Linked DNA regions of Homo sapiens: region 2 is linked to region 1. Evidence: read pairs that join two places in POLR2A ChIA-PET (ENCODE). Cell type or tissue: Caco-2. All regions are shown on one strand. Region 1 has its middle 16 kb from the start of RIPOR3. Region 2 overlaps BCAS4 (breast carcinoma amplified sequence 4).

Region 1 (5,000 bases):
CTCCCAACGTGTTAGGATTGCAGGCATTAAGCCAACTGCACCCAGCCAGGACTTTTTCCATGGCTGTTAAAACCACAAGGTAAAGATTCAAATATTTTTTTAAAATGTATTATATAAAAAGGATTATATCTCAACAGCTGGAATGCAAACAGAATGAAACAAAAATTCAACGAATATGTATTTGTTTTTGATGGTTATTGCTCAGAGCAAAGTAAGGGAGGTTAAGCAGCAGAAAGAACCCACATCTCGTATTTAATATTAAGCAGCTGTCATCACCCCAATTGATATATTGTTCACAGATTATGGTTTCTCTGGCACCTAAAATATACATACTCTCCATCCCTACATATAAGTGTCAAGAGTCCTTAATCATCTCCTGTGTAGAGCAGATTACATTTCCCAAACAGTGAACACAATTTCTCCCTCAAGAAAACGTATTGAAAGATGAGAGAGATTGGAATGTGTAATACAAAACAGAGATGCAGAGAAGAGTGTTTTCTAGTTCAAGAGGAAGAATGACTTTATTAACTGTAAAAATAAGGTCTGCAAGCCACAAGTTGGCATGAACTCACCTGTGTACCTATTTTTCAAACAGACCTGAGATTAAAAACTGGCCAGCAGCCAGGTGCGGTGGCTCACGTTTGTAATCGCAGCACTTTGGGAGGCTAAGGCTGGAGGATCTCTTGATCCCAGGAGTTCGAGACCATCCTGGGCGACAGAGCCAGACTTCATCTCAAAAAAAAAAAAAAATTTTTTTTTGTGGAGATGGAATCTTGCTGTGTCACCCAGGTTGGAGTACAGTGGTGTGATCTCCAGCTGCCTCCTGGGTTCAAGCGATTCTCCTGCCTCAGCCTCCTGAGTAGCTGGGACTACAGGCGCATGCCACCATGCCTGGCTAATTTTTGTATTTTTGGTAGAGACAGGGTTTCACCAGGTTGTCCAGGCTGGTCTCAAATTCCTGACCTCAGGTGATCCACCTGTGTAGGCCTCCTAAAGTGTGGAGATTACAGCCATGAGCCACCGTGCCCAGCCCATCTTTACAAAAAAATTTTTTTAAACATTAGCTGGTGTTGTGGTGCATGCCTGTAATCCCTCTCCTCGTGAGGCTGAGGTGAGAAGATCACGTGAGCCTGGGGGGGTTGAGGCTGCAGTGAGTTATGATTACACCACTGTACTCCAGCATGGCCAAAAGAGCAAAACCGTGTCTCTTTTGTTTTTGAGACAGAGCCTTGCTCTGTTGCCCAGGTTAGAGTGCAGTGGTGCAATATCGGCTCACTGCAACCTCTGCCTCCTGGGTTCAAGCGATTCTCTTGTCTCAGCCTCCCGAGTAGCTGGTGTTACAGGCACCCACCATGACACCCGGGAAATTTTTGTATTTTTGTAGAGACAGGGTTTCGCCATGTTGGCCAGGCTGGTCTCGAACTCCTGACCTCAAGTGATCCACCCGCCTCGAGGAGAATAAATGGAAAGTGCTGGGATTACAGGCATGAGCCACTGCGCCCAGCCAACCCTGTCTCTTAAAATGGACAAATAAACAAAACTGGCCAGCCCCTTCATAGTTGTGTAACCTTAGGTATGTCACCTGGACTCCTTTGAATCTTGGCTCCTATTAAAAGATGCTACTGCCTCACAGAGAGGTTGTGAAAAATGGAAGGATATGCTTTTTGGTTAGTTTTGTTATCATAATTGTTGTTTCTCATCTTACCTGGCCAAACAATCCCAGCAGACCTGGGCATTTCCTAGCCCCCATACCTATGCTGGTGCAACTCATTCTTCCTAGGCTGCCCTTCGAATTTTTGTATGCCCTATGCTGACCTGCAAAGTTCTGCTTAAATGCCACCTCTTCCAAATGCCTTCCCGGATGCCAAAAGTCAGAAGTAATTTCTCCCAGCCGCAGCTCTTATCTTATCAACCCTGTATGTGATTGCACCTCTGTTACAGAAGTTAGTGCAAACTGCTCCCAACACGATGCTGCCAACATTCCTGTGAATGGCACCGCCTCCACCAGCTGCTCAAGCCCAAAGCCGGGCTTGTTCCAAATGCCTCACCCTTCATCACCATTTTTTTTTTTTTTTTTTGGTGGAGTCTCGCTCTGTCGCGCAGGCTGGAGTGCAATGGCGCGATCTCCGCTCACTGCAAGCTCCGCCTCCCGGGTTCACGCCATTCTCCTGCCCCAGCCTCCAGAGTAGCTGGGGCTACATGCGCCCGCCAACACGCCCGGCTAATTTTTTTGTATTTTTAGTAGAGACGGGGTTTCACCGTGTTAGCCAGAATGGTCTCGATCTCCTGACCTCATGATCTGCCCACCTCGGCCTCCCAAAGTGCTGGGATTACAGGCGTGAGCCACCTTGCCCGGCCCCCTTCGTCACCTTTTAAAGCTGTCTGTTTTTGCCCATCTCCAGTTCATCCTCCACAGTGATCCTTCTAAAACGCAAACCTGTATTGCCACTGTGATGCCTAAAGCCCTCAATGGCTCCAGATTAGCCTAGGTGTGCCCTCCTTATCTCTGCAGCTTCATCTTTGCTTTTTGACATATCATTCACGTGCCATAAAATTCACCCCTTTAAATTGTACAGTTCAGTGATTCCTCTTTTTTGTTTTCCTTTTTTTACAATTTTTTAAATTTACAGATGCACTTTTTGGTTTCGTATGTGTTTTTTTTTTTTTTTTTTTTTTTTTGAGACGGAGTCTCGCTCTGTCGCCCAGGCTGGAGTGCAGTGGTGCGATCTCCACTCACTGCAAGCTCTGCCTCCCAAGTTCACGCCATTTCCTATTTCCTGCCTCAGCTTCCCGAGTAGCTGGGACTACAGGTGACTGCCACCTTGCCCGGCTAATTTTTTTGTATTTTTAGTAGAGACGGGGTTTCACCGTGTTGGCCAGGATGGTCTTGATCTCCTGACCTCGTGATCCGCCTGCCTCGGCCTCCCAAAGTGCTGGGATTACAGGTGTGAGCTGTTTGTTCGTTTTAAGAGAGGATTTTGCTTTATTGCCCAGGCTGGGGTATAGTGGCTCGATAATGGCTCACTGCAGCCTCAACCTCCTAGACTCAAGTGATCCTCCCACCTCAGCCTCCCAAGTAGGTGGGACTACAGGTGCATGCCACCACACTCAGCTAATTTTTTAATTTTTTTGTAGAGATGGGGTCTTACTCTGTTGCCCAGGCTGGTTTCAAGGGATCCTCCCACCTCAGCCTCCCAAAGTGCTGGGATTAAAGGCATGAACCACCACGCCCAGCTTTGGATGTGGTTTTTAGATTCACAGAGTCCTACAACTATCATCACTATTTAATTCCAGAACATTTTCGTAACTTACAAAAGATGCCCCAGACCCACTGGCTATCATTCCCCACTATCCCCAGCCCTAGCCCCCGGCAGCCACCCCTCTACATTCTGTCTCTCTAGATTTGCCTATTCTGGACATTTCATATAATTGGAGTCTTACAAGAGGTGGACTTTTGTGTCTGGCTTCTGTTCTTACCAAAATGTTTTCAAGATTCATCCCCATTCATTGTAGCATGTATTAGTAGTTCATACTTTTTTTGTTGTTCGTTTGAGACACAGTCTCGTTCCCTCACCCAGGGTGGAGTGCAATGGCATGATCTCGGCTCACTTCAACCTCCGCCTCCCAGGTTCAAGTGATTCTTCTGCCTCAGCCTCCCAAGTAGCTGGAATTATAGGCACCTGCCATCATGCCTGGCTCATTTTTGTACTTTTGTAGAGACAGGGTTTCACCATGTTGGCCAGCCTGGTCTCAAACTCCTGACTTCAGGTGATCCACCCGCCTCAGCCTCCCAAAGTGCTGAGATTATACATGAGCCACCGTGCCCGGCCAGTAGTTCATACTTTGATGGCTGAATCACATCACATTGTACGGATGGACCATATTTTGTTTATTCGTTCCCTAGTTGATGAAGATTTTGGTTGTTTCCACTTTTTGGCTATTATGACTATGCTGCTATGAACATTTGTGTTCAAGCTTTTATGTGAACATATATTTTCATTTCTCTGGGGTATATACCTAGGAGTAGAATTGCTGGTTCAAACTGTATTCTATGGGCCGGGCGCAGTGGCTCACGCCTGTAATCCCAGCACTTTGGGAGACTGAGGCGGGTGGATCGCCTGAAGTCAGGAATTTGAGACCAGCCTGGCCAACATGGCAAAACCCCATCTCTACTAAAACAAAATACAAAAATTAGCTGGATGTGGTGGCAGATGCCTGTAATCCCCGCTACTCAGGAGGCTGAGGCAGGAGAATCACTTGAACCCGGGAGGCAGAGGTTGCAATGAGTGGAGACTGTCACTGCACTCCAGCCTGGGCGACAGCATGAGACTGTCTCAAAAAAAAAAAAAATTGTATTCTATGTTTAAACTTTTGAAAATCTGGAGACTATTTTTCATGGTGGCTGCATGGTTTTGCATCCCCACCAGCAGTGCATGAGGGCTCTGATTTCCCCACATCCTCCTCTGACATCATCTCCTGGCCCTCTGAGCTCTAACTCCATACCTCTTGTTAGTTCTTATGTCAGCCTGGTTCATCTTCTCACACAGCCAAAGGAGGTGCTTGAAGATGCCTGTGGTTTCAGCCCTACCAGACCTAGTGCCTCCTTGTCTACCCTGAAATGAAATTCATAAATAATATAACCTACATACTCAGATCATGAAAACATCTATGTGTAATTCTCAAACTATAAAATCGAGGAGATTAAATGGTAGGTCACTTATAATCAAATCAGATGTACTTTAATGCTGGAAGTTCTAATGAAGTATCCAGGTGCTTGAACTCACAGGTGGAAACACTTTGCAGGTGACAGCGACCATTGCAGAAAGATCCAGGTGTGGGGCATTGCGGCTGGGTGGAGTTGCTGCCAGGACTGTTACTCCAGAGCAGTGAACAGTGCTTGGTGAATTCCTGAACGAAGTTAAGCACAGGCCTCTCTCAATTTACATGGTCACTGCATTCCAGGAAAATTTAGTGTTTGTTAAAACTATGCAAAAAGTGCT
Region 2 (5,000 bases), 130 kb before region 1:
TATGCCTGGAGAATTTGAACACTTCCACCAAATAATTCCCAGCTTCAGAGCATGGGTCCTGTCCAGAAAGGTGTGTTGACATCCAGGAGGGGGGAACATAAACTTTGAAACCCCAGTTCTACCACTGCCCACCTGTGTGAACTCAGGAGCGTCACTTCTCATCTCTGTGCCTCGGCGGCTTTTTCTGTAAAATGAGACTAATAGCAGGACCTTGCTCCTGGGGTTGCTGTGGAGTTGAAGTGAGTTCTTATGTGTAAAGCACTCATAGTCCCTGGCTTGTAGTAGGCATTCAAAAGTACTAGTTTTTGTTGGCTGGGCATGGTGGCTCATGCCTGTAATCTTGGCACTTTGAGAGGCCAAAGTGGGCAGATTGCTTGACCCAGGAGTTCAAGATAAGCCTGAGCAACATGGCAAAATTCCATCTCTACAGAAAATACAAAAAATTAGCTGGGCGTGGTGGCACACACCTGTAGTCCCAGCTATTCGAGAGGCTGAGGTGAGAGGATCGGTTGAGGCCAGGAAGTGTGACTGCACCACTGCACTCCAGCCTGGATGACAGAGCGAGAACTTGTCTCAAAAAAAAGTTAGTTTTTATTAATACAACTGATAAAGGGTCAAGTTCTGGCCTGAGAGGTCACCTCATGGTTTCCAAGCTCTCACCTGGCAGGTCACACTGATTCTGAGGGCAGGGTGGACTTACACTCTGTGGAAGCCACTGACACTCTAGTCACCCCAGGACCCCCGGCTGGCAGGGCAGAACAGTGACTGTCCATCCTGGACAAATTATCCCTCTCTCAGCCTTGTGGACAACTACAACCACCATAATAGTTTGTCCTTGCTGAGCATCTGCAAGATGGCAGGTGCGGGTCTCATTTAATCCTCACAATGACTCTGAGGGGTAGATGGCACATTCCTTTCCTGGAGATGGGGGTCTTCCTTGAAACTGACTCTAAGGGGGTTGGTGAATTACCAAAGGGGCAGATCAGAGCCCCAGCTCTCTGGCTCTGGAGTCCACCTGCCCCATACAATGTCAGGTTCTCAGCAGGTCCCTCAGTTTTATTGTTTGATGTCACACACTTGAGCTAATAGGAAATACATCACCAGCCAGGCGCAGTGGCTCACGCCGGTAATCCCACCACTTTGGGAGGCTGAAGCGGGCAGATCACGAGGTCAGGAGTTCGGGACCAGCCTGACTAACATGGTGAAACTCCGTCTCTACTAAAACTACAAAAGTTAGCCATGTGTGGTGGCACGCGCCTGTAATCCCAGCTACTCAGGAGGCTGAGGCAGGAGAATCACTTGAACGTGGGAGGCAGAGGTTGCAGTGAGCCGAGATCGCGCCATTGCACTCCAGCCTGGGCGACAGAGCGATACTCTGTCTCCGAAAAAAAAAAAGAAAAGAAAAGAAATACATCATCTCCCACTTGATCTTAAAATCCATGGCCCTCTTGGGACCTCACTTAGGACTCCCCCCTTTTAATGGAGCATCAGTTACAGAGAAATCTCTCTCTACTCTAAGGAAAGCAGACGTGCAGGGGTGTTGACAGGAGGTGAGTGCCACTCAGCCTCAATGTTGGTGAGACTCTAGGGCAGAGTAAGGTCTGTGACAGCCGGGAGATTCACGCCCCACGGTGGTGACAGTTGCTTCTGAGCTCCAGCTGCTCCCAGAAAGGAATGGGGAGAGCTTGGGGTTGGTCTTCTAACACCTGGTCCCTCAGCAGTCCTGGCTCCTGTTGGCATCTGAGTTTGCAATCTCTATCTAAAACTTATAGTAGGCCAGGCATGGTGGCTCACGCCTGTAATCCCAGCACTTTAGGAGGCCGAGGCGGGTGGATCACAAGGTCAAGAGATCACGACCATCCTGGCCAACATGGTGAAACCCCGTCTCTAATAAAAATACAAAAAATTAGCCGGGTGTGGTGGCAGGCGCCTATAGTCCCAGCTACTTGGGAGGCTGAGGCAGGAGAATCACTTGAACCCGGGAGGCAGAGGTTGCAGTGAGCCGAGACTGCACCACTGCACTCCAGCCTGGAGACACAGCAAGACTCCATCTCAAAAAAAAAAAAAAAAAATTATAGTAGTTGCGGGTGGGAGTTCAAAATAGTGTAGTCACTTTGGAAAACTGTTTGAAACGTCCTAAAACGAGTTGAGTTCAAAATGGTGTAGTCACTTTGGAAAATTGTTAGAAACTTCCTAAAACGAGTTTCCATAGCTCTCCTAAAAAGATCTGCCAATAATTCCACTCCTAGGTATCTACCCAAAAGAAATGAAAACATATGTTACACAAAAACTTGTACGCAAACGTTCATAGCAGCATTGTTTACGACAGCCGTAAAGTGAAAAGCACCCAACTGTGCGCCAGCTAATGCATGGACAAATGAAGTATGGTCCAGCCATATACCAAAAGATGACTCAACCACAGAAGGAATGAGGTCTTGGCACATGCTACAACATAGATGAACCTTGAAACCATTATGGCAAGTGAAAGAAGCCAAACACAGAAGGCCATATATGGTATGATTCCATTAGCATGAAATGTCCAGCACAGGCAAATCCAGAGACAGAAAGTAGATGAGTGGTTGCCAGAGCCGGGGGCTGGGGAATGGTTGCTAATAGACATGTGGTATCTTTTGGGAAAACGTTCAGGAATGAGATAGTGCTTATTATTGTATCACCTAGTAAATATACCCCACACCTCCAAATGGTATACTTTAAGAATAATCTGCTGGACGTGGTGGCTCATGCCTGTAATCCCAGCACTTTGGGAGGCCAAGGCAGGTAGATCACTTGAGGTCAGGAGTTCGAGACCAGCCTGGCCAACATGGTGAAACCCTGTCTCTATTAAAAATACAAAAATCAGCCAGGTGTGGTGGGCCTTCCTGTAATCCCAGCTACTCGGGAGGCTGAGGCAGGAGAATCGCTCGAACCTGGGAGGCAGAGGTTGCAGTGAGCCAAGATTCCGCCACTGCACTCCAGCCTGGGCAACAGAGTGAGACTCAGTCTCAAAAAAAAAAAAAAAAAAAAAGAAGAGTTCGAGACCAGCCTGGGCAGCAACTTAGTGAGCCCCGGTCTCTACAATGAATGAATGAATGAATGAATCAAAAAAAGAATAATCAATGTAGACTTTCTTCTTTGTGGGGAGCGGGGGTTACAGCAGCTGCAATCCCTCTGATGGGTCCTGTCATTCTAAGAACAGGGTCCACACTCCAGGCCTCGGCCCTACCCTATGGGCTACACCCCTCACTCCGTCTCATTCCTGACCTTGAGCTCCTCCCAGGCCCCAGGTGCCTGAGAAGCTGCCTTTTCCCGCCTCTGGACCTTTCTTTGCACAAGCTGCTCCCTCCCCAGGATTCCTGCACCAAATCTCAGGCCTTAGGTTCCAGGTCACACACTTGGGAAGCCCCCTCTGTTCCAGCTCTGGCCAGGACCCCTTGGTGTGTGCTCTTGCGGCTGACCCACCCCACCCGGCCTGCTTCCCTGTCTAATGCTCCTCCAGGACCACCTGCAGGGAAGCCGACATCTCCCCTCGGCCATATGCCCAGCACCCATCTCAGGGCAGCCTACAGTGCAGCAAACGTTTGTTGAATACGACAAGGATTTGGGTGTAAGAACCTCACCACCGTAACTCCCATTTTACAGGGAAATGAGGCTCAGAATTTTCTGGAGGTCACACACTAGGAGGCAGCAGCACTAGGACTTGAACCCAGGCTATGCAGCTCTAGATCAGCGCTTTGAAACGCGGCAATCTTGCCCCCCAGGGGACATTTGGCAACATGTTTGGTTGTCACGCTGGGGAGTGGGGTTGGAGGGATGCTAATAGTATCTTGTGAGTGGAGGCCAGAGAGGCTGCTAAGCAACTTACAATGCCCAGAACAGCCCCACAACAAAGAATTTTCCAGGTCAGCAGCACTGGAGCTGAGAAGCCTGGCTCTGGGGTGTGTGCCCCTAACCACTAGGCTGTCCTGACTCTTCGGCGGCTTCCTCCTCCTCAGGATAAAGGCCAAAGTCCTGACCTTGGATGGCAAGGGTTGGACAACCTGGCTGCTGCTGCCAGTTTCTTCGGCCCCACTGGGGTCCGAGTCCCCTTTGCCCCCAATACCTGGCTTCCCAGGATCCTTCCAACATCCCAATCTCCTCCTTGCTCAGAGCCAAGATCCTGCCTGGAGCCCCTGCCTGAGCTGCACCCACCTAACACGGTTCCCACAGTTCCCCCACCCACCTAACACAGTTCCTTCCACTCATTCTCCAAGGTCCTGTAGATCCCATACCTCCGTCGCTACTTCCCTTCACAGCACTTGCCTAATGAAAGCAAATCCTGGAGAAGTGTGGGCAGCAGAACGATGGCTCCCAAAGATGTTCATGTCCTAGTCCCAGAACCTGTGAATATGTCACCTTCCTTGGCAAAAGGGATCCTGCAGGTGTGATTAAGTTAAGGATCTTGGAATGGGAGGTCACTGTGAATCATCCAGGTAGGCCCAACGTAATCTCAAGGGTCCTTACAAGAGGGAGGCAGGAGGGCCAGCAACAGAGAGACAGGAAGATGTCACTCCGTGGGCTTTGAAGGAGGAGGCAGGGGCCACGAGCTGAGGAATGCAGGCAGTGCTAGAATCTGGAAAAGGCAAGAAAAGAGGCAAAGAAAGGCAAAGATTCTCCCCAGAGCCTCCAGAACGGGCCAACCTGCCACCACCTTGACTTTAGCCCCATAAGGCACATTTTGAGCTTCTGACTTCCAGAACTATAAGATAATAAATGTGTGTTGTGGATGAGTGTGGTGGCTCATGCCTGTAATCCCAGCACTTTGGGAGGCTGAGGCGGGCAGATCTCTTGAGGTCGGGAGTTCGAGAGCAGCCTAGACAATATGGCAAAACCCTGTCTCTACGAAAAATACAAAAATTAGCTGGACGTGGTGGAAAGCACCTATAATCCCAGCTACTTGGGAGGCTGAGGCAGGAGAATCACTTGAACCCGGGAGGCGGAGGTTGCAGAGAGCCGAGATCATG

What was found. ChIA-PET counts read pairs that join two places held together with the same protein. Peaks named below come from ENCODE experiments on the same cell type or tissue, not always from the same donor. Only the 100,000 strongest peaks of a DNase experiment are listed, where the experiment ranks them.
Region 2: POLR2A ChIA-PET joins it to region 1 with 6 read pairs; 2 of 35 experiments call an interaction of 5 or more read pairs at or near these places.

Annotation. Positions count from the first base shown.
Region 1 is chr20:50,704,664-50,709,663 of GRCh38, reverse strand. No RefSeq gene overlaps it. Among named protein-coding and RNA genes, the nearest start is that of RIPOR3, 16 kb to the right of the region's middle. RefSeq lists an enhancer at 4,957-5,000. In Caco-2, no CTCF peak of the experiment used is centred here; DNase peaks (open chromatin) are centred at 1,504 and 1,953; H3K4me3 peaks cover 258 bases.
Region 2 is chr20:50,832,318-50,837,317 of GRCh38, reverse strand. All of the region lies in intron 3 of BCAS4 (breast carcinoma amplified sequence 4), which reads right to left. Among named protein-coding and RNA genes, the nearest start is that of BCAS4, 40 kb to the right of the region's middle. RefSeq lists enhancers at 1-15, 3,009-3,508. In Caco-2, no CTCF peak of the experiment used is centred here; no DNase peak of the experiment used is centred here.